Linked DNA regions of Homo sapiens: region 1 is linked to region 2. A link is an interaction called in ENCODE POLR2A ChIA-PET data of the cell type or tissue named here. Cell type or tissue: PC-3. All regions are shown on one strand. Each heading gives the region's core, and the rest is flanking DNA. Links, peaks and the distances in the headings are about the cores only.

Region 1 (9,751 bases), core at 2,214-7,213, 57 kb before region 2:
AGTGAAGAAAAACCAAAAAAAAAAAAAAAAAAAAGGGAGGAAGGAAAAGGGAAAGAATGAGTCAAGGCTCTTCTCCTTCTGGTGTGGCAGAGGTGGCCCTTCTCAGATAAAACCCACAAACTCTGGACAAAATATAAGGAGAGTTTCCTGAAAGCCCTGGCAGCCGAGCCAAGTCAGGCTCATTGTTGGGGCACCTGATGCATGCGGGGCCAGCAGGGGCGAGTTCCCACAGTGGCTCCGTCCTCAGGGCCGCTGCCCGCGTGTGGGAGTGGCTGAGCTCCAACAGAAAACAGGCATCCTTTTGACAGCAGGTGGCTTTGTAAAAAAAAGAAAAAGAAAAAGAAAGGGAAGGGGCTGGGCACGGTGGCTCATGCCTGTAATCCAAGCACTTTGGGAGGCCGAGGCAGGCGGATAATGAGGTCAGGAGATCGAGGATATCCTGGCCAACACGGTAAAACCCCGTCTCTACTAAAAATGCAAAAATTAGCTGGGCATGGTGGTGTGCACCTGTGGTCCCAGCTACTCAGGAGGCTGAGGCAGGAGAATTGCTTGAACCCAGGAGGTGGAGGTTGCTGTGGGCCGAGATCATGCCACTGCACTCCAGCCTGGCGACATAGAACGAGACTCTGTCTCAAAAAAAAAATAAAGGAAACGAGAGGGGCATCTGGCCGGTGTGGTGGCTGACACCTGTGATCCCAGCACTTTGGGAGGCCAAGGCAGGTGGATCACTTGAGCCCAAGAGTTCAAGACCAGCCTGTGCAATAGGACAAAACCCCCATCTGTACAAAACAAAATACAAAAATTAGTGGAGCGTGCTAGTGCATACCTGTAGATCCAGCTACTGAGGAGGCTGAGGTGGGAGGATCACCTAAGCCTGGGGAGGTCAAGGCTGCAAGCAGCCGTGATCACACCACTGCACTCCAGTCTCAGCAATACAGCTTGATCTTGTCTCAAAAAATAAAAACATAAATAAAATATAAAAACAATAAGAAAATGGGCATCTTTCTTGCCTGAAGAAAGAAGAAACAGAGGACGGGGTGGGGTGGCCACACCACTGGAAAGTGAAAGTGGATTCCCAGAAGGCGGCAGCTGTGGAAGAAGCCCCGCGGTATGTGTGTAAACTCTGCCCAGGTCTCTGGCTGACCCTGAACCGTGCATACATGGGGGAAGACTCAGAATTAAACTGAACCCACTGTGGGTGACACAGAGCTGCCGGTTGGAGTCTAACCACGTTACGTGCACACTAGAACAACACTGTGAGTCTATACCAGAATCCAGTCTCCCCAGCAGAATATTCACAATGTCCAGGATTATGTGACACATCATGAATCAGAAAATGGGACCTATTCTCCAGGGAAAGACAATCAGCAGAGGCCAACCCAGAGATGACCCAGATGTTGGAATTATTAGACAAGGACTTCAAAGCAGCCATTAAAACTGTGCTCAATGAGGTAAAGGAAAAATGCTTGCAATTTATGAAAGGAGAGGAAAACTCAGGAGAGATGTAGAAAATATATTTTAAAATCCATTGGAAATCTTATAGCTGAAAAATACAATATTTGAACTAAAACATTCACTGGGTAAATGTATTAGTCTGTTTTCACACTGCTGTAAAGATACTACCTGAGACTGGGTAATTTATAAAGGAAAGAGGTTTAATTGACTCACAGTTTTGCATGGCTGGGGAGGCCTTAGGAAACTTACAATCATGGCAGAAGGCAAAGGAGAAGCAAGACACATCTTACATGGTACAGGCAAGAGACAGAGTAAGGAAGGGCCACACTTTAAAACCATCAGCTCTCATGAGAACTCACTCACTATCAGAAGAACAGCATCTGCCCCCATGATCTAGTCACCTCCCACCAGGTCTCTCCCTCCACACGTGGGGATTAAAATTTGAGAGGAGATTTGTGTGGGGACACAGAGCCAAGCCACATTAGTGAGTTTAACAGCTGAAGAGATGACAGAGTAAGGAGCCAGTGACCCTAAGGACAGGATCAATGGGAACAACCTGATATGAAGACTAGAGAGGAAAAAAGTTAAAAAAGACAGATTCTTAGAGATCTGCGGGACAATACTGGTATACGCAATTGAAGTACTAGAAAGAGAGAGAGAATAAAGCAGGAAAAAAGTTTTTAAGAACTAGGCCAGGTACTGTGGCTCAGGCCTACAATCCCAGAGCTTTGGGAGGCCAAGGTGGGAGGACTGCCTAAGGCCGGGACTTCGATTCCAGCCTAGGCAACATAGCAAGAACCTGTCTCTTAAAAAAAAAAAAAAAGTAGCTTGGCATGGGGGTGCACACCTTCAGTCCCAGTTACTCAGGAGGCTGAGGTGGGAGAATCTCTTGAGCCCAGGAGTTTGAGATTACAGTAAGCTCTGATTGCACAACCACACTCCAACCTGGGTGACAGAGCTAGATGCTGTCTCAGGAAAGGAAAAAAAAAAAAAAAGACAGAAAGAATGGCTAAAAAGGTCCTAAAGGTGGTGATAGACATGAATTCACAAATTTAACGTTCAAGCCTAAACTGGATAATGAAGAAAACCAAGCCCGCTCGCATTGCGATTTGCTCAAAAGAAAGGAAGTACCTTGGAAACAGCCAAAGGAAAATTAACACACTTCATAGAGATGAACAATGATCTGAATTATGATGAACTTTTCTTCTAAAATTATGGAGGCCAGAAGGCAACAGAGCAGTATCTTTAAAGTGCTGAGGGGAAAAGGAGAACTCCTCTCAAACCAGAATTCTAGATGTAACAAAAATACCCTTTCAGAATGAGGCCAAATGAAGAAGATGTTTTCAGATAAAAGAGGAAGATACAAAGAAAGAGAAGGAAAGAAACCATATGAGGTGGAGAAGAAAGGTCACATTTTTAAGTTTTTCATGGCATACTCTGCAGGACTCCTGCAAGAACTTACGGGGTAGGAAGTAGGTTTCCAGGCTCCCACATGGATGCAATTAGAACTTATCTAAATTCCTTCATGTGTTTCATCTCATCTAGGTGCCTTAATGTTTAATTTTATCCATCACTCAGGATCCCACAGTCTAAACCATTACCTGAATTATTGCATCCTTGTCAGGCCTAAATGCAGATTCTTTATCTACCAACAGCAAGATACTATGAATTATAGGAGATGTGTTGTTCTGAAATAAATAAGAAATAAATATTACTGATTAGCTTTCTAATTTTTAACTTCATTAATAGAATTGCCCAATTTTGAGTGGTACTACTTCTGTCATAGTTTCCCAGAGTGCCTACAGTGCATAAAACATGGCTGACTTTGCCCTGAAATGTAAATTATTTGCCCTTATGAATTTTTAATGTAATCAGGTTTATCGAGGTATAATTTACATACAATAAAATTCACCCTTTTTAGTGAATAGTTCTATAAGTTTTGATGAAAGCATAGTCATGTAACCATCACCACCATCAAGACAAAGAACTGTTAAGCAACCCCAAAATTCTCTTGTGCCTCTTCGTAGCCAAGCCCTCTCCTATGCCCAGCCCCTGGCAACCACTGACCTGCTTTCGTCTCCACCGACTTGCCTTTTCTAGACATAAATAGACTCAGGCAGGAGTGGCCTCTCTCACTTAGCATTGTGCATTGGGAACTCATCCCTGTTGTGGAGATCAACGGTTTGTTCCTCTGTTTTGCTGAGCAGTATTCCACGGTATGCCTCACCACAATCTGTTCATCCATTCACCAGCTGAAGGATAACTGGGTTGTTTCCAGTTTTTGGCAATCATGGGTAAAGTCACTATAAATATTGTGTGAACACAAGTTTTCATTTCTCTTGGATAAATATCTAGGAGTGGGATTTCTGGCTCATGTGATAAGTAAGTATTTTCCAGAGTGGCTGTACCATTTTGCATTTCCATCAGCAATACCAAGCATTTGTTACTGTCAAGCTTTGTTACTGTTTTTGTGTGTTTCATTTTGGTTTTCAGTTGCATTTCCCCAGTGATTAATGACGTTAGGCATATTTTTATGTGCTTATTTGCCATCTGTGTATCATCTTCAGTGAAGAGTACTCAAATCCTTTCCCATATTTTATTGGGTTGTTTTCTTATTACTGAGTTTTGAGACCGTATATATTCTATATACAAGCCCTTTATCAGATGTGCATTTTCAATTGTTTCATTGTGGTGAAACACTATCATCATCATTTTTCAGTGTACTGTTCAGCAGTCTTAGGTACATTCATAACGTAGTGCAACCACCACCACCATTCGTCTCCATAACTCTTTTCATCTTGTAAGAGCAAAACCCTGCACCCGTAAAAGAAAAACTCTCCATTACCCCCTGCTCCTGGCACCAGGCAACCATAATTCAACTTTCTGTCTCTGGGATCTGGGCTACTCTGAGTACTCATAGAAGTGGAATGTTTGTCTTTTTGTGATTGGCTTATTTCACTCAGCATGTTCTCAAGATTCATACATGCTGTGGCATATGTCAGAATTTCCTTCCTTTTTAAGGCTGGATAATATTCCATCGTAAAGATAGGCCACATTTTGCTTATCCATTCATCTGTTGATGGGCACTAAGGTTGCTTCTGTGTTTTAGCTGTTATGGATAATGCTGCTATGAACACAGCTGTATAAATCTCTGAAACTCTGCTTTCAATTTCTTGGGTATATACCCAGACACAGTATTGTTGGATCATATGGTAATCCTATATTTACTTTTTTGAGGAACTGCCAAATTGTTTTCCACAATGAGTCACTATTTACTGTTCCCATCAACCGTGCACAAGGGTTCCAGTTTCTCCGTATCTTTGCCAACACTTGTTGTTTTTTTACAATAGCCACCCTAATGGATGGGGAAGTGGTATTTAATTGAGGTTTTGATTTGAATTTCTCTAATCATTAATGACATTGAACATCTTTTCATGTGCTCATTAGCCACATATATATCTTCTTTGGAGAAATGTCTATTCAAGTCTTTTGTTCATTTTTGAATTGGGCAGTTTGGTTTTTGTTGTTGTTGAATTTTAGGAGTTCTCTATATATTCTGGATATTAACCTCCTATCAGATACATAATTTGCCAAAATTTCCCCCCATTCTGTGGGCTGCCTTTTTACTCTGTTGATAGCGTCTTCTTATTTACTTTTTTTGAGACGGGGTCTCTCTCTGTCATCCATACTGGAGTGCAGTGGCATGACCATGGCTCACTGCAGCCTTGACCTCCTGGGCTCAAGCGATCCTCCCACCTCAGACCCTTAAGTAGCTAGGACTACAAACATGCACCACCATGCTCAGCTAATTTTTTTTTTTCATAGAGACAGAGTCTTACTATATTGCCCAGGCTGGTCCTGAACTCCTGGGCTCAAGCAATCCTCCTGCCTCAGCCTCCCAAAGTGCTGGGATTACAGGAATGAGCTACCACATCTGTCTGGTAGTCTTTTGATGCACATTTTTTAATTTTTGAAAAGTCTGATTTGTCCATTTTTTCTTTTGTTGCTGGTGCCTCTGATATTATATCTAATAAATCATTGCCAAATCCAATGTTAGAAAACTTTTGCCCTATGTTGTCTTCTAAACGTTTTATAGTTTTAGGTCTTACAATTAGGTTTTTGATCCATTTGAGTTAATTTTTTATATGGTGTTTAGGTAAGAATCTAAGTTCATTCTTTTGCATGTGAATATCTAGTTTTTTAAGCACCATTTGTTAAAAAAGACTGTCCTTTCTCCATTGAATGGTCTTGGTACCCTTTTCAAAAATCATTTATGTATATGATTGTTAGTTTCATGGCTTTCTACTCTATTCCATTGTTCTATACGTCTGTTTTAATGCCAGTGCCAAACTTTTTTGATTACTGTTGCTTTGTTAAGTTTTGAAATCAGGAACTGTGAGTCCTCCAGCTTTGTTTTTATTTTTTACAATTGTTTTGGCTATTTGGAGTCCTTTGAGATTCCCTATGAATTTCAGGATAGGTTTTCCTATTTCGGCAAGAAACAACAGCTTAATTTTGATAGGGATTGCACTGAATCTATACATCACTTTGTGTAGTATTGATATTTCAATACAATATTAAGTCTTCCAATCCTTGAACATGAGATATCTTTCTATTTATGTCTTCTTTAATTTCTTTCAGCTGTCTTGTAGTTTTCAGTGAAAAAGTCTTTCACTTCTTTGGTTAATTCCTAAGTACTTTATTCTTTTTGATGCTATTGTAAATGAACTGTTTTCTTAATTTCCTTTTCAGATTGCTCACTGTTAGCATAGAGAAGTGTGACTGATATTTGTGTGTTGACTTTGCATCCTGCTACTTTGCTGAATTAACTTATTTTTATTTATTTTTTTTTTTTTGTGGAACTGTTAGGGTTTTCTGCATATAAGATCACATCATCTGGGAATAGAGATAATTTTACTTCTTCCTTTCCAGTTTGGATGCCTCTTCTCCCCCACCCCCCACTTTTTCTTGTCCAATTGCTCTAGCTAGAACTTCCAGTAATATGTTGAATAGAAGTGGGCATTATTGCCTTGTTCCTGATTTTAGATGAGAAGATTTCAGTTTTTTTGCCATTGAGTATGATATTTGCTGTAGATTTTTCATATAACTTTTATTATGTTGAGGTAGTTTCCTTCTATTTCTAGTATATTGAGTGCTTTCATCATGAAAGATGTTGAATTTTGTCAAATGCTTTTTTTTTGGCATCAATTGAGATGATCATGTGTTTTTCCCCCTTCATTCTGTTTACACTGATCAGTTTTCATGTGTCGAACCATCCTTGCATTCCAGGAACAAACTGTACTTGGTCAGGGTGTATAATCCTTTCAGCCTGCTACTGAATTTGATTTGCTAGTATTTTGTTGATGATTTTGGCATCAACCTTCATAAGGGATATTGCTCTACAGTTTTCTTTACTTTTAGTGTCTTTGGCTGGCTTTAGTATCAGGGTAATGCTGGCATCATAGAATGAGTTAGGATGCATTTCCTACATGAATTTCTTTTGAAAAAGTCAATAAGGAACTTACATGCTTGTAAAAAGTTTTATGGAAACTGAGTTTTGGCACTTCACACTGTATCTACCTTGTGTTAGAGAAGCTAACTGAGCTTTAGAGCAACGCACTGTGAACCTTTTTTGGTGAACACTAACAATAAGCATATGTATTCTTTTTTCCACCCTGATGTCACTGCCTTAGGTTTGCTCAGCAGGTGTGCGCTCTTCCAGATTCCTCTTGTGCCCAGGTAACCTCTGGTCAGCTCTGTTTCCTCCCCTAGCATCTGTTCCTTGACTGTCATTTCTTTGTCTAGGTGAAGCACAGACCACTGCCCAGGTGCCCAACCAGGGACAGCTCATGCTCATGCTGTGGTGCAGGGCCTCATGTTCCTTTCTTGGAGGCCTTGAGAATCTCTCAGAACCTCTCTGATCAGTGCCTCCCCTGGCTCCAGGCCTCCCTGAGGCTTTCCTGACAGTGTCTGTGCACTGAGGACTCCTGTCTAGCCTAGCTGGTGCAACCCAACTCATGGCACTTCTTGTCTGGACCTCGGCCTGTGCTCTCTCCTCCCAGTGACTCCTTCCTGACCTCAGGGAGTCACCTCAGCCCCTTGTCCAGCCCAAGGTCCCTGTCACTTGCTCCCAGGCCAGCCAATTTCTGCTGGCCCAGCCACCCTGTCAGGGAGTTCTGGAGGATGCCACTGCAGGGCTCAATGTGAGTGGATCCCACTCTGTAAGGGGGGTCATGACTGAGCCTGTCTCCTCCAAGTCTCAGGTAGGACACTGACATTTTCTAAGAAGAGCCACGTACTGCGAAAGTAAGAAGAAACCACAGGCGGGACTGACAGTGAGGAGGGGGACAAGAGGCAGGTTCACTCTAAGGCAAGGGGAGGCAGGCTCGATGCAAGGGGGAAAGTGTGGGGGAGAGAAGTGGTGGCAGCAGGGTGGAGAGAGAGGAGGGAGGACTGTAGGGCCAGGGGAGAGGAAGGGAGGGCCGCAGGGTCAGGGGAGAGAAGGGAGGACTGTGGGGGAGGAGAGGAGGGGGGAGATGAGGGAGGACTCCAGAGTTAGGGAAGAGGAAGGAGAACTGCAGGGTTGGGGGAGAGGAGGGAGGACTCTGGGGGAGGAGAGGAGGGAGGACCTTAGGGGAAAGAGGAGGGAGGACTTTAGGTTGGGGAAGAGGAAGGAGGGCCACAGTGGGGACAGGAGGGAGGACTGTGTGGAGGGGAGGAGAGAGGATTGCAGGGGTGAAGAGGAGAGATGGCTGCAGGGTTAGGGAAGAGGAGGGAGGACCATAGTGGGGAGAGGATGGAGGGCTACAGCTTGTGAGAGAGGAGGAACCACTGTGGGGGTGGAGAGGAGGGAGGACCATGGAGGAGGAGAGGATGGAGGACTATGGTGGGGAGGAGGGAGGGTCACAGGGTGTGGGAAAGGAGGGAGGGGGGCAGGGTGGGAGAAGTGGAACGACTGTGGGGGTGGAAAGGAGGGAGGACAGTGGAGGGGGAGAAAAAGAAGTACCATGGAAAGGAAGAGGAGGGAGGGCTGCAGAATGGGGGAGAGGAGGGAGGACCACAGGTTGGGAGAGAGGAGGGAGGACTGCAAGTAGGGAGAGGAGGGAGGACTCCAAGTGGGGAGAGGAGTGAGGACCATGGAGGGGGAGAGGAGGGAGGACCATGGAAGGGGAGTGGAAGGAGGACTCCATGGTGTGGTGAGCTCTGCCAGTGCTGTCCCTGACTGATGTCTTTCCTGGCACAACCTGCCACCTGGTGTCCCTAAACTTGAGATTCCTCAGTGAGTATAGGAGCCTCTGCCTCCGTCTTCAGCAGGGACAGCAAGGGCGAAATGGGTTTAGCTTCGTGGAGTGCAGGTGGGGCATGGGAGAGGGCACCCTGGTTCTGTCCCCGTCCCCTCCCTGTCCCTGTCCCTGGACCCCCCTGTCCCTGGTCTCTCCCCATCTCTGAGCTTCCATCTGCCCCTGCTCAGGCAGCAGCATCTTCCCATCCCCGGTGCTTCCCATCTCTGGATGTTGCTTATGGTTCAGTGCAGGGCCCCTAGGCCACACACAGTGGCTCATGCCTGTGAGCCCAGCACTCTGGGAGGCTGAGGTGGGTGCGCTTGAGTCCAGGAGTTCAAGACCAGCCTAGGCAATGTGGCGAAACCCCATCTCTAGTAAACATACAAAAAATTAGCCGGGCATGGTGGCATGCGCCTGTAGTCCTAGCTACTCTGGAGGCTGAGGCAGTAGCATGGCTTGAGCCTGGGAATTCGAGGCTGCAGGGACCTGTGGCAATGGCATTGACCCTGTCTGGGGCTGCCAGGTTCGTCCCCACCCTGGTTCATCCTTGCAGTGAACTATGGCTGCCCCTTCCTGCCTCTGTCCTTTGTCTGAAGGGTGATGCTGTGCTCTCCATCCTGACAGAGGGGCATAGCGGGGGCAGCTGCACTGGGCAGGGATGGGGCTGCGCTGCCCTCCTGGGACAGGTGCCCACCACCCGGGCCTGGCTGGCTTTGCATTTTAGGTTTGCAGTTGCCCTGAGCATGAAGCTTCCCCAAGTCCCCAGCGGATGGGCCAAGCCCACCTTCCCCAGTGTCTGTGCCTGGCCCCAGAGAGCAAGAGCTGGACTCACTGGGAAGACCCCAAGAAGGAGGTGGCTCTGCACAGGGGCCCCCATCTCGAATCTTCACACTAAGCCTGTGGACTGGCTACTCCAGAACCACGATGTGGGCAGCCCCAGCAACACACGGCCCTACGATGCTCTGCACACCCAAGGGATATGACAACCTTGCCGTACCTGCAATCCTGAGAGG
Region 2 (9,751 bases), core at 3,171-8,170:
CTGGGATTACAGGTGCACAGCACCACACCCAGCTAATTTTTTGTATTTTTAGTAGAGACGGGGTTTCACTCTGTTGGCCAGGCTGGTCTCAAACTCCTGACCTCATGATCCACCCGCCTCAGCCTCCCAAAGTGCTGGGATTACAAGCATGAGACACCACACCCGGTCCCCAAAAAATTTTTTTTGAAAAAAAAAAAAAAAAAAAGGAAAATTCAAGTTGGAATACTCAGACTTCCTGATTTCAAAACTTATTACAAAGCTACAGTAATCGGCCGGGCGGGGTGGCTCACGCCTGTAATCCCAGCACTTTGGGAGGCTGAGGCGGGTGGATCATGAGGGTCAGGAGATCAAGACCATCCTGGCTAACACGGTGAAACCCCTTCTCTACTAAAACTAACACACACACACACACACACACACACACACACACACACACACAAATTAGCCAGGCATGGTGGCACATGCCTGTAGTCCCAGCTACTTGGGAGGCTGAGCCAGGAGAATCGCTTGAACCTGGGAGGCAGAATTTGCAGTGAGCCAAGATCGTGCCACTGCACTCCAGCCTGGCGACAGAGTGAGACTCCATCTCAAAAAAAAAAAAAAAAAAAAAAAAAAAAGCTACAGTAAACAATGTGGTACTGACAAAAGAAGAATTGACATTGAGGGTATAGAATTGAGGTCTGGAAACAAACCCAGGGTTCAAAGACCCTGGCTGAAAATGGGGAAAAAATAATTCATTCAACGAATGAATGCTGACACAACTGAATAACCACATACAGAAGAATGAAGTTAGACCCCTACCCCACACCACATACAAAAGTTAACTAAAAATGGATCAGCAACCTAAACACAAGACCTAAAACCATAAAATTCTTAGAAGAAAACATTGGGGTAAACCTTCATGCCTTTGCATGTGGCAATGGATTCTTAAATATGTCACTGAAAGCATGAGCAACAAAAGAAAATATAGATAAACTGAATAATAATAGATAATGGATCAAAAGATATATAGATATAATGAAAATTAAAACTACACTGAGATAATGGTTCAGACCTACCAGGATGGCCATAATAATAATGTAAAAAATATAAAAGAACAAGTGTTGGTGCGGATGTGGGGAAATTGCACCTGTGCACTTGCTGGTGGGAATGGAAATGGTGCAGCTGCTATGGAGCGAGTCTGGTGGTCTGTCAAAAAGTTACACAGAACTGTGACAGAATCTTGAAATTCCATTCTGAGGTATATCTGCAAGAGAAATGCAAATATACATACACACACAAAACTTGTAAACACATGTTCACAGCAGCACTATCCACAAAAGCCAAAAGAAAAAGTCCAAATGTCCATCAACAGATGAATGGACAACTGTGGTCTATCCACACAGCGGAGAGTTATACAGCCATGAAAAGATACGAAATACCGACACATGGTGCAACAGATGAGGTTCACAAACGTCGTGCTAAGTGAAAGAAACCAGACACACAACCCTATATATTGTGCGATTCCGTTGATATGAAATGTCCGGAATAGATAAATCCATAGAGACAGAAAGCAGATGAGTTGCCTGGGGCTGGGGAGGACGGAATGTGGACAAACAGCTTGATAGGTAAGGGGTTTTGACTTTGGAATGAGGAAAACGATCTGGAGCCTGAATGACAGGTAAGGGGTTTTGACTTCGGAATGAGGAAAACGATCTGGAGCCTGAATGACAGGTAAGGGGTTTTGACTTTGGAATGAGGAAAACGATCTGGAGCCTGAATGACAGGTAAGGGGTTTTGACTTCGGAATGAGGAAAATCATCTGGAGCCTGAATGGCAGGTAAGGGGTTTGGACTTTGGAATGAGGAAAACGATCTGGAGCCTGAATGGCAGGTAAGGGGTTTTGACTTTGGAATGAGGAAAACGATCTGAAGCCTGAATGACAGGTAAGGGGTTTTGACTTTGGAATGAGGAAAATCATCTGGAGCCTGAATGACAGGTAAGGGGTTTGACTTTGGAATAAGGAAAATGGTCTGGAGCTAGAAAGAGGTGGTGGTTGCCTAACATTGTGAATGTACTGACCGCCACTGAACTGTTTACTTTAAAATGGTTGATTTTACGTTATGTAAATTTCACTTTGCTAAATTCTTTTCAGAAAGTTAGTCCTAGTACCTTGTGGAAATTGTGCTAATTTTTTTTTCTCATTTGTTGGAACTGTTGCTCTCCTTGTATTTATTACTCCCACCCTAGCTGTAAACTTTCCCAAACAACCCCCTTCCCTATGCTTTTCTTTTTAAATACTGTCTTTTGGGGAGAAGGTATCTTTGTCTTGGAGGCATGAGTGGTCACTGTGATTCTCTGGGTTGCTGCCATGGAATGCTCCAGCCTCCAGACACATGAATATTCACTCCTATGCCCAATGTGGTCCTACAGACTGACTAAATGCTTGTTCCAGTGAGGTCTTCTTTAATCTTTCTCAACAATCCATAAAGAAAACTCAGGAACCCTTGAACTCAGAAGGGTTCACTGCCTAATAATTTGGGCACTTCTACAAAACACTTCTTTAAAATATTACATGATTGTTTTGCTAAAATCCTACATATTACAGTTGTAATTCCTATTTCTTGGTGATATCTTTGAGTATAAACAACTTGAAAATAATTTCATTGAATATTTTTCCCTAAGAAATTTGACAAAAAATTGGAACTCATTCTTTTTTCCTTACTTCTAGAAAAATCTCCATCTCTCTCATTTCAGAATCATAGAATGATAGCTAACATTTATTGAGCAGTTCCTGTGCTCCACACACTGCAAAGTACACTGCAAAGCTATTATCACTCAAGACTAAAGGTGATTAAGGTGAGGACCAGGGCCTTCCCCTCCCTCTCACTGGGAAAACCAAAAGTTGACCTGGGCCAGTGTGTGCACAGCCTGAATCCCAAACCACTGTAACACCACCACCCACACCAAATGTCCTTTGTCTCAGTCTATTATACCAAAAGTTAGGGATCAAGAGCTTTCAGAAACTCATTCCAATCCCCCGATGTCCCAGTGAATGCAGGGAAGTATGTCACTACCTGAAGGCAAGTGAGAACTTCAGGCAAAAGTTTCCACCAAACTATACCTCCTGCACTAGACCTTGAGGAGTGGGGTCATCACCACCAGCAGACACTGAAGAGGTGGGTGGTCTCCTCCAATGGACACTAGAGAGGTGGGTCATCCCCCTCCAGCAGACACCAGAGGGGTTGGTGGTCCCCTCCACTAGACACTAGAAGGGTTGGTAGTCCCCTCCATTGGACACTAGAGGTGGGTCATTCCCTCCACTAGACACTGGAGGGGAGGGTCATTTTTATTCTTGACAATCTCAGGAATGATGTTCAGGTGGCAAGCCCGGAAGGAGAGTCCCACAGGGCAGGCTCTGCCCATCTGCATAGCCACCAAAGGCAAATTTGTCTTAGAATAAGGCTGGGAAGGGAGGGAATCTGGGCTTTACCAGAGAGGAAGGACAGATTGCTGAGCACTACAGAAGCCGGGGAATGAAGCAACTGGCAGTGCTGCCCGGGTAAACGAGATCTGGCAAGAGACAGGGCATGGCGAAGTCGGCTCTGACCATCGTATGCAGACCCTCCCCAGGGCCGGAGAGGCTTTGGGCTGATGATGAAGGCAGGGTGACCCAGAAAGCCCTCTCTAGGTGAGGCGTACCAGAGTTGAGGGGCACAGGGTGGATGTGGGCGGGCACAGGGTGGATGTGGGCAGGCTCAGCTTCTCCAGGGGAGGCATATTCTTGTTACCTGGCTGACGTAACGACTCCAGTGCAGAACCCACGTCCAGGCTGTGTCAGCCTCAGAAAGGTAAGCAGTTTTAACATGTAAAAGAAATTCAAATTCACCACAAAGTATCTCTTTTGCACAATGTGATTTTCTGTCAGGGGAAATTTTGTAAGATCAATCAAAAAGAATTCAAAAGCTTTGTCTTTGAGAACCTGGGCCCAGGTGTGAACTGCGGCCCAGAAAAGTGTCCCAGATATCACAACGACATAGGCAGCTTTCAATTTAGGAACATTCTGTTAAAGGACAGTAACATAAGTGAAGAATGCAACTGTGTTTCCTTGTTAAAAGCTTGTGTACATCTCTTTTCAAGTTTGACTCTAGGGTACTCGGAGAGGTAGGTGAGGCACAGATGATTCCTGTAAACAATGAACAGACTGAAGCTCAGAGAGGCTGAGCTACTGGCCCGAAGGACAACAGCTCATGGAGGGTGGATGTGCTGGTTTCCAAGATTCCAGGCCTGTTCTTTGGACAAAAGATCGGGGTCTGGAGCCTGTTACCCACTTCACAGACACCTCCCCGAGAGCCCCCCATAAGGTAAAGGGAAATGTTGGGTGCCTTCTGCTTACCAGAGTCCAGATTCCCAGGCCCAGGACCAACACCTTCAGGATGGAACCTGCCACCTCTCAACCCCCTCCAGCCCCGCCAGCCACTCATCCCAGCCTACCCCTCTTCACTCTCCCCCTGCCCAGATTCCCAGGCCCAGAACCAACACTTTCAGGATGGAACCTGCCACCTCTCAACCCCCTCCAGCCCCGCCACCCACTCATCCCAGCCTACCCCTCTTCACTCTCCCCCTGCTCAGAAGCACGTTGGGGTCTCGGGTCAGACAAAGTCTGAGGCTCTGTCTTCAACAGCATGGTGGAAGAAGGGAGCCCCTCACCACACACGTGGCACCTGAGGTCTTGGCTGGACCCAACAGCACTGGCCTGTCCACAGGGAGCACCTGCCCTGCCAGGTGTGGGGCGACCCAGGTGGGGAACAGAACCGCTGCCGCAGGGCACAGAAGCACTGATGCTGTATCAGCCAGGAGAGGCACCAAAATTTCAGGGCCCTTGAGGGGAGAAGGAGAACCAGGACCTTGAGTTTGGCTCAAACCTAGCTTTGCTGCTTCTTGGCAGTGAGATGCTGGGCAGGTGTTGAAGCCTCAATTTCCACTATCTATAGAATGAGTAGCCCCACCTTGGAGGTCTGAGGTGAGAGTTAGGAGGCTCTAGATGGCCTGACTTTTGTTCAAACGCAAAGAGAGGACAAACTCATTCTGTTTGGAAGGAGGGAGGCAGTGGTGTCTGAGCTAGACTCAGATGATTTCCCACAAAAATCTCTGAGATCTGGGGATCTGGGGCCTCCTGTGTTTGGCTGGATGATACAACCTGTGAATACAGGTCTCAGGGAGCCTTGGGGCAAATTACTTCCTCAGCCCAGCATTTCTGGGCTACTTTACAAGTAACGAAGAATTCCTTTGAGACCACCGGCCAGCTTGAGAGCTAGCCAGTGCCACAGATCCCACAAAGGTGATTTCAGACTAGACCCACCCCCCAGAAAGGCCAGCAGCGCCCCTCTACCAGGATAAAAGATGAGAAGGCTCCGGCTAACACAGGGGACCTGACACCCTGGCCTACCGGCTGCCTGCGGGGTCAAGCCTGTGTGCTCCCAGCCCAGGCCACATCTGCATTTGCACACCGGATGCCGCACAGTGAAATAAAAACCTGGTATCTCCTCAGAAGCAGGAATATGAACCCACTTCTCGGTGGGGGGGTCACCAAACACTGCTTCCCAGTGGGTTGTGATCCCATAGGGAATGGAAATGCTGAATATATCACAGAATCTCGGAGACGGCGGCCTCCTCAAGATCTCCGAAGTTCCTTCTGACCCAGAGAGCCTGGAATTTTGTGAATTCGAGGCAGGCTCAGGGAAATTGAAAGCTAAAACTCACCTTTGTCCACATTACATGAAGATTTACATTAAATCTCTTCGGGAAGCTGAGAAACCTACCTTCCCAGGAATCTTGATTCAGGACCCACCCAGCTGCCTAAGGCTCAGTCAAAAGTATCAATTATGCACCGTTTCAATGACATTTAACTTAATTTTTAAATTATATGTTTCAATTCTTAATTAGACACCTAGACGTACCAACTAAACTTTTTAGGCAAAAGTGCTGTTGGGTAACAGGAGTAGAGTGTAATTACCTCACCTCAACCACTCTTTAGTTTCACACGAAACAGGGAAAGGCAAACCCAATATACTTTTTGCAACTCACATGAAAAACCTGAAAACAGCTTTATCACTCTTTCACCAAAGCTGAAATAACTGTCTTGTTTTACTAGCAAATGTTTCTTACTCAAATCAACTAGCACTCCAACACAAAAGTCAATCTTGGTATTTTTAAGTAAAAATTCTCTTTGTTCCGGGCCACCACAGATCACTGTTCTGTCCCACCGGTTTGAGCTGAAGAGTAACTTAGCAACTCTCAGTTTTGGCGATGAGATTTCAGACTCCCCTCCCCTGGCTCCCCTTCAGGCACCGAGAGGGCAAATCTGTCCAGAAAGCGTTATTTCTTCTCCCGAGTATTCACGAGGTTACAAGGAAAAGGGTGCCTGAAGAAGCTCCCTCCCGTTCCCGCAGCAGCCGCCGGCAGGTCCCAGGACCCACGCCAGGACCCCCAGCACGTCTGGGTACCCGCGCCCCCTCCCACCCCAGTCCCCGCGCCCGCCCGCCTTGATGCTCGCGCCTTCACCCCGCCCCTACCCCCGCGCCCCCACCCGCCCCTACCCCGGCGCCCCCACCCGCCCCTACTCCCGCGTCCGCTCGCGCCCCCACCCCACCCCTACCCCCGCGCCCCCACCCGCCCCTACTCCGGCGCCCCCCCCCACCCCGCCCCTACCCCCGCGCCCCCACCCGCCCCTACTCCCGCGTCCGCTCGCGCCCCCACCCGCCGCAGTCCCCGTGCCCCCTCTTACCCGGGCGCCTGGGCCGCCCCCGCCGTCTGCTGTGCTGAAACCCATGCTGGACCCTGGTCTCCCGAACTCCGACGCTTTCCCCGAACTCTGCCTGGTCCCGCTGTGCACTGGGCCGAGGCCGCCTTCGCCGCGCGCGTTCCCGGGGCCCCGCCCGATCCGGGCGAGAGAGGGGCGGGGCCGGGGTCTCCCCTAGGAGGCTCCGAGGGTCCGGCCGGGGCGGGGCGTCTCCCCTGGACCCGGCTGCGCAGCTCCCGCCTAGCCCCGGACGCGCCCACCTGGGCGGCTCCTCCCCGAGCGCGGGCGGCAGTGGCTTCTGCTTTTGTTCTCTCGGAGCCCGGAGCTCGGGGACCTGCCATTTTGTGGATGCCACGTTGCACCCGGACGGGCCCCTGGTTTCCATAACGTAGAGGCACAAATCTGAATGCTCCAGGGCAGAGGATCTGACCCCTGAGTTCTGCCAGTGTACCCGGACGGGACCCCGATTTCCCCTGGTCTAGGCGGACCAGCTCCAGATTTCTGCAGGTGTGGACGGCCCAGGCCCTCTCCTCCGTCCAGGGGCCGCTGTGGGAACTACGTGCCACCCCGCGCCTGGCTTGGATAATGAAGGGCTTCAGCGAGGGCCCCAAATTCCATCACCCTCCCCCCCCACAACTCAGGGTGCCTCGGGGTGTCTGGTGCTCTGGAACATGCTTTCCCCAAAGGTGCAATTTTAATGCCTTGATCTACAAAGAGCCTCCCAAAACAAAGTCCCTCTCCCGCCCGTTAGTCCAGGGTGCTCTGGGCACCAGCTTCCTGCTGGGAATTCAGCTAGGGAGTGTCTCATAAGGTCCACTCCGTCCAGGAGGGCCTCACAGGGACCCCACCTCAACCTGTCCCCTCAACTTGTCCCTCACCCCTACCCTGGCACCATCCCAAAAACTGCGGCACAGATGTGCTCATTGACAGATAATGCTCCGTTTTGTCACAGGTTACAGAGTGGATGAAGCTCAGGGACACAGCTGGGAGCCTCCCTCCTATGCAGCTCAGGGACACAGCTGGGAGCCTCCCTCCTATGCAGCAGGCAGTCAGTCTCCCTGGGATCTCCGTCGAGGCCTCCTTGAGTCTCTGTCTACTCCTTCCTAGAATCCCTGTCCACACCTCCCTGGGATCCCCTCGAGGCCTCCCTCCCTTGAGTTTCTGTCTACTCCTCCCTGGAATCCCTGGCTGCGCCCCGCCTTGATTCTCCATCTACACCTGTGTTCTCACTGTTCCCTGTCCTGCTTACTTGCTCTGCTTCCTAGAACCTCCAGCCCCATCCCTGAGCCCAGGCAGGGAGCTGACCTGTTCCTGCCCTCTGTGCTGGGTATCTGGGTGTCCCTCTGTGCTGGCCCCTACCTGAGGCCCCCAACACCCCTGCCACACCCTCCTCCCAGCCCGTCCTCGTGACAGTACTGCCCACGGTGCTGTCCAGGATGGGAGCCACCTTTCTAAGCCTGTGTGGCCCCACAGCTCCTGCCAGAGCAGGACCCAAGAATGCTGGCATGCCTCCAGAATAAACGGCTTCATCCCTGTTCAGCACCTCCAGGACGGTCAGCAGTGACCCAGTGGCGCCTGGTCAGGGTGCAGCCCGGAATCTCACTCTTACTGGAGACTTTGGGGCCCGTGGTAGGAGCTCACCCCTGCCACACCTCCACTATACAGAAAGAAAGTGGGACCGTGTGGGGCTTTCTCAGCCCAGGAGTCCTTTGTGAGCTTCTCCAGCCCGTTTCTACAGATCTGGTTCTTTCTTTGCCATGGATCCATGGAATTAGGGATGTTTTCTAGGGAGTTTTTCCAAAACATGGACTATTAACATAGCTTGGTTTATTCAAAAAGTACTTACTGATCAACTACTACTGGTAGTCACAGCACAGCCCCCATCTCTGGGAAGCTGACATTCCAGTGGAGGGAAATAAACCAGTGGACAGAACACAAATCCGGTCAAGGAAGGCCTCTCTGATGGGGCAGGCTGAGCAGACACTGAGAGGAAGCTACCTGGGACTTGAAGGCAAAGGAGCCACCTGTGCAAAGGCCCTATGGGGTGGGGGGGGGGCAGATCTGGTGAGCTCACAAACACAGCGAAAGTGGGGACACTCAGAGGGGATGGAGTTAGAAAGGAAGCGACCTGTTCCGACTTACATTTCAGAGAGCTCAGCAGGCGGAGGCAGGAGATCAGGAAGTGGATGCCTGATCTTGGTGAAAGTGATGAGGTTGGGTTCCAGGGGAGTGACAGAGGTCATGGGAAATGGTCAAAGCAGGACCTGTAAAGGCAGAGGGGGCAGGACTGCTGAAAAGCTGGCTGCGGAGACAGAACCCAAAGAGCACAGAGGCAGACACTGAATTAGTGACCCTGCCACCGCCCCCCCCCCCCGGGGTGTGCCCTCCAGTGTGCAGAAGCTGGAGGCCATAATGCCACGCTCCGGGATCCCTTGCAGCTGGTGTGCAGATGTGCCCGGTTTTGCCAGGAGATGCACCACATGAGATGTGGAAGGAACACAGGAATCGGGCTGGACACAGCAGATGGATGTTGAGGTGTTTGGTTCTTCTGGGTCCCGTCCCTGGCATTGTTGGTGCTGAGCAGCAGGGGACGGGGAGGGGGGTTTCCCTAACACAGTCCTACAGCGTGGCTGGGTGTTTCTCCAGGGTTGTGGTTGTTTCTCGCTGTTCTGGTTTCCTGACTCTCCCATGGATGCTATGATCTACCCAATGGCTTCACACATATCCTCACTGCTTAAATTAGCTATAGCGGATTCTGCTGTCTGCAGTCACGAGTCAGCACCAACACAGCAATTCAAGGATTTGGGGCCTGACCAGCAGGTGGAAGGTGTTTCCACTGACTGAGATGGGAGAGACTGGAGAAGCATGTCTGGGGGGAAATGCCATATTAAGATTGAGATGCCTATTGAACATACTGAGTGGACTGACTGCTGTATGAGTTTGGTGCTTGGAGTAGCGGTTGGGTTAGAG

Evidence for each region. ChIA-PET counts read pairs that join two places held together with the same protein. Peaks named below come from ENCODE experiments on the same cell type or tissue, not always from the same donor. Only the 100,000 strongest peaks of a DNase experiment are listed, where the experiment ranks them.
Region 1: POLR2A ChIA-PET joins it to region 2 with 5 read pairs; 3 of 35 experiments call an interaction of 5 or more read pairs at or near these places.

Annotation. Positions count from the first base shown.
Region 1 is chr5:144,905-154,655 of GRCh38, reverse strand. PLEKHG4B (pleckstrin homology and RhoGEF domain containing G4B) reads right to left here. Exons shown (of 20, transcript NM_052909.5): 6 at 9,736-9,751; 7 at 3,057-3,143. Among named protein-coding and RNA genes, the nearest start is that of LRRC14B, 42 kb to the left of the region's middle. In PC-3, for the core only: no CTCF peak of the experiment used is centred there; DNase peaks (open chromatin) are centred at 4,385 and 4,715; H3K4me3 peaks cover 1,024 bases; H3K27ac peaks cover 2,690 bases.
Region 2 is chr5:89,292-99,042 of GRCh38, reverse strand. PLEKHG4B (pleckstrin homology and RhoGEF domain containing G4B) reads right to left here and starts at 6,875. Exons shown (of 20, transcript NM_052909.5): 1 at 6,767-6,875. The coding sequence starts at 6,811. RefSeq lists an enhancer at 7,836-8,675. In PC-3, for the core only: no CTCF peak of the experiment used is centred there; no DNase peak of the experiment used is centred there; H3K27me3 peaks cover 3,224 bases.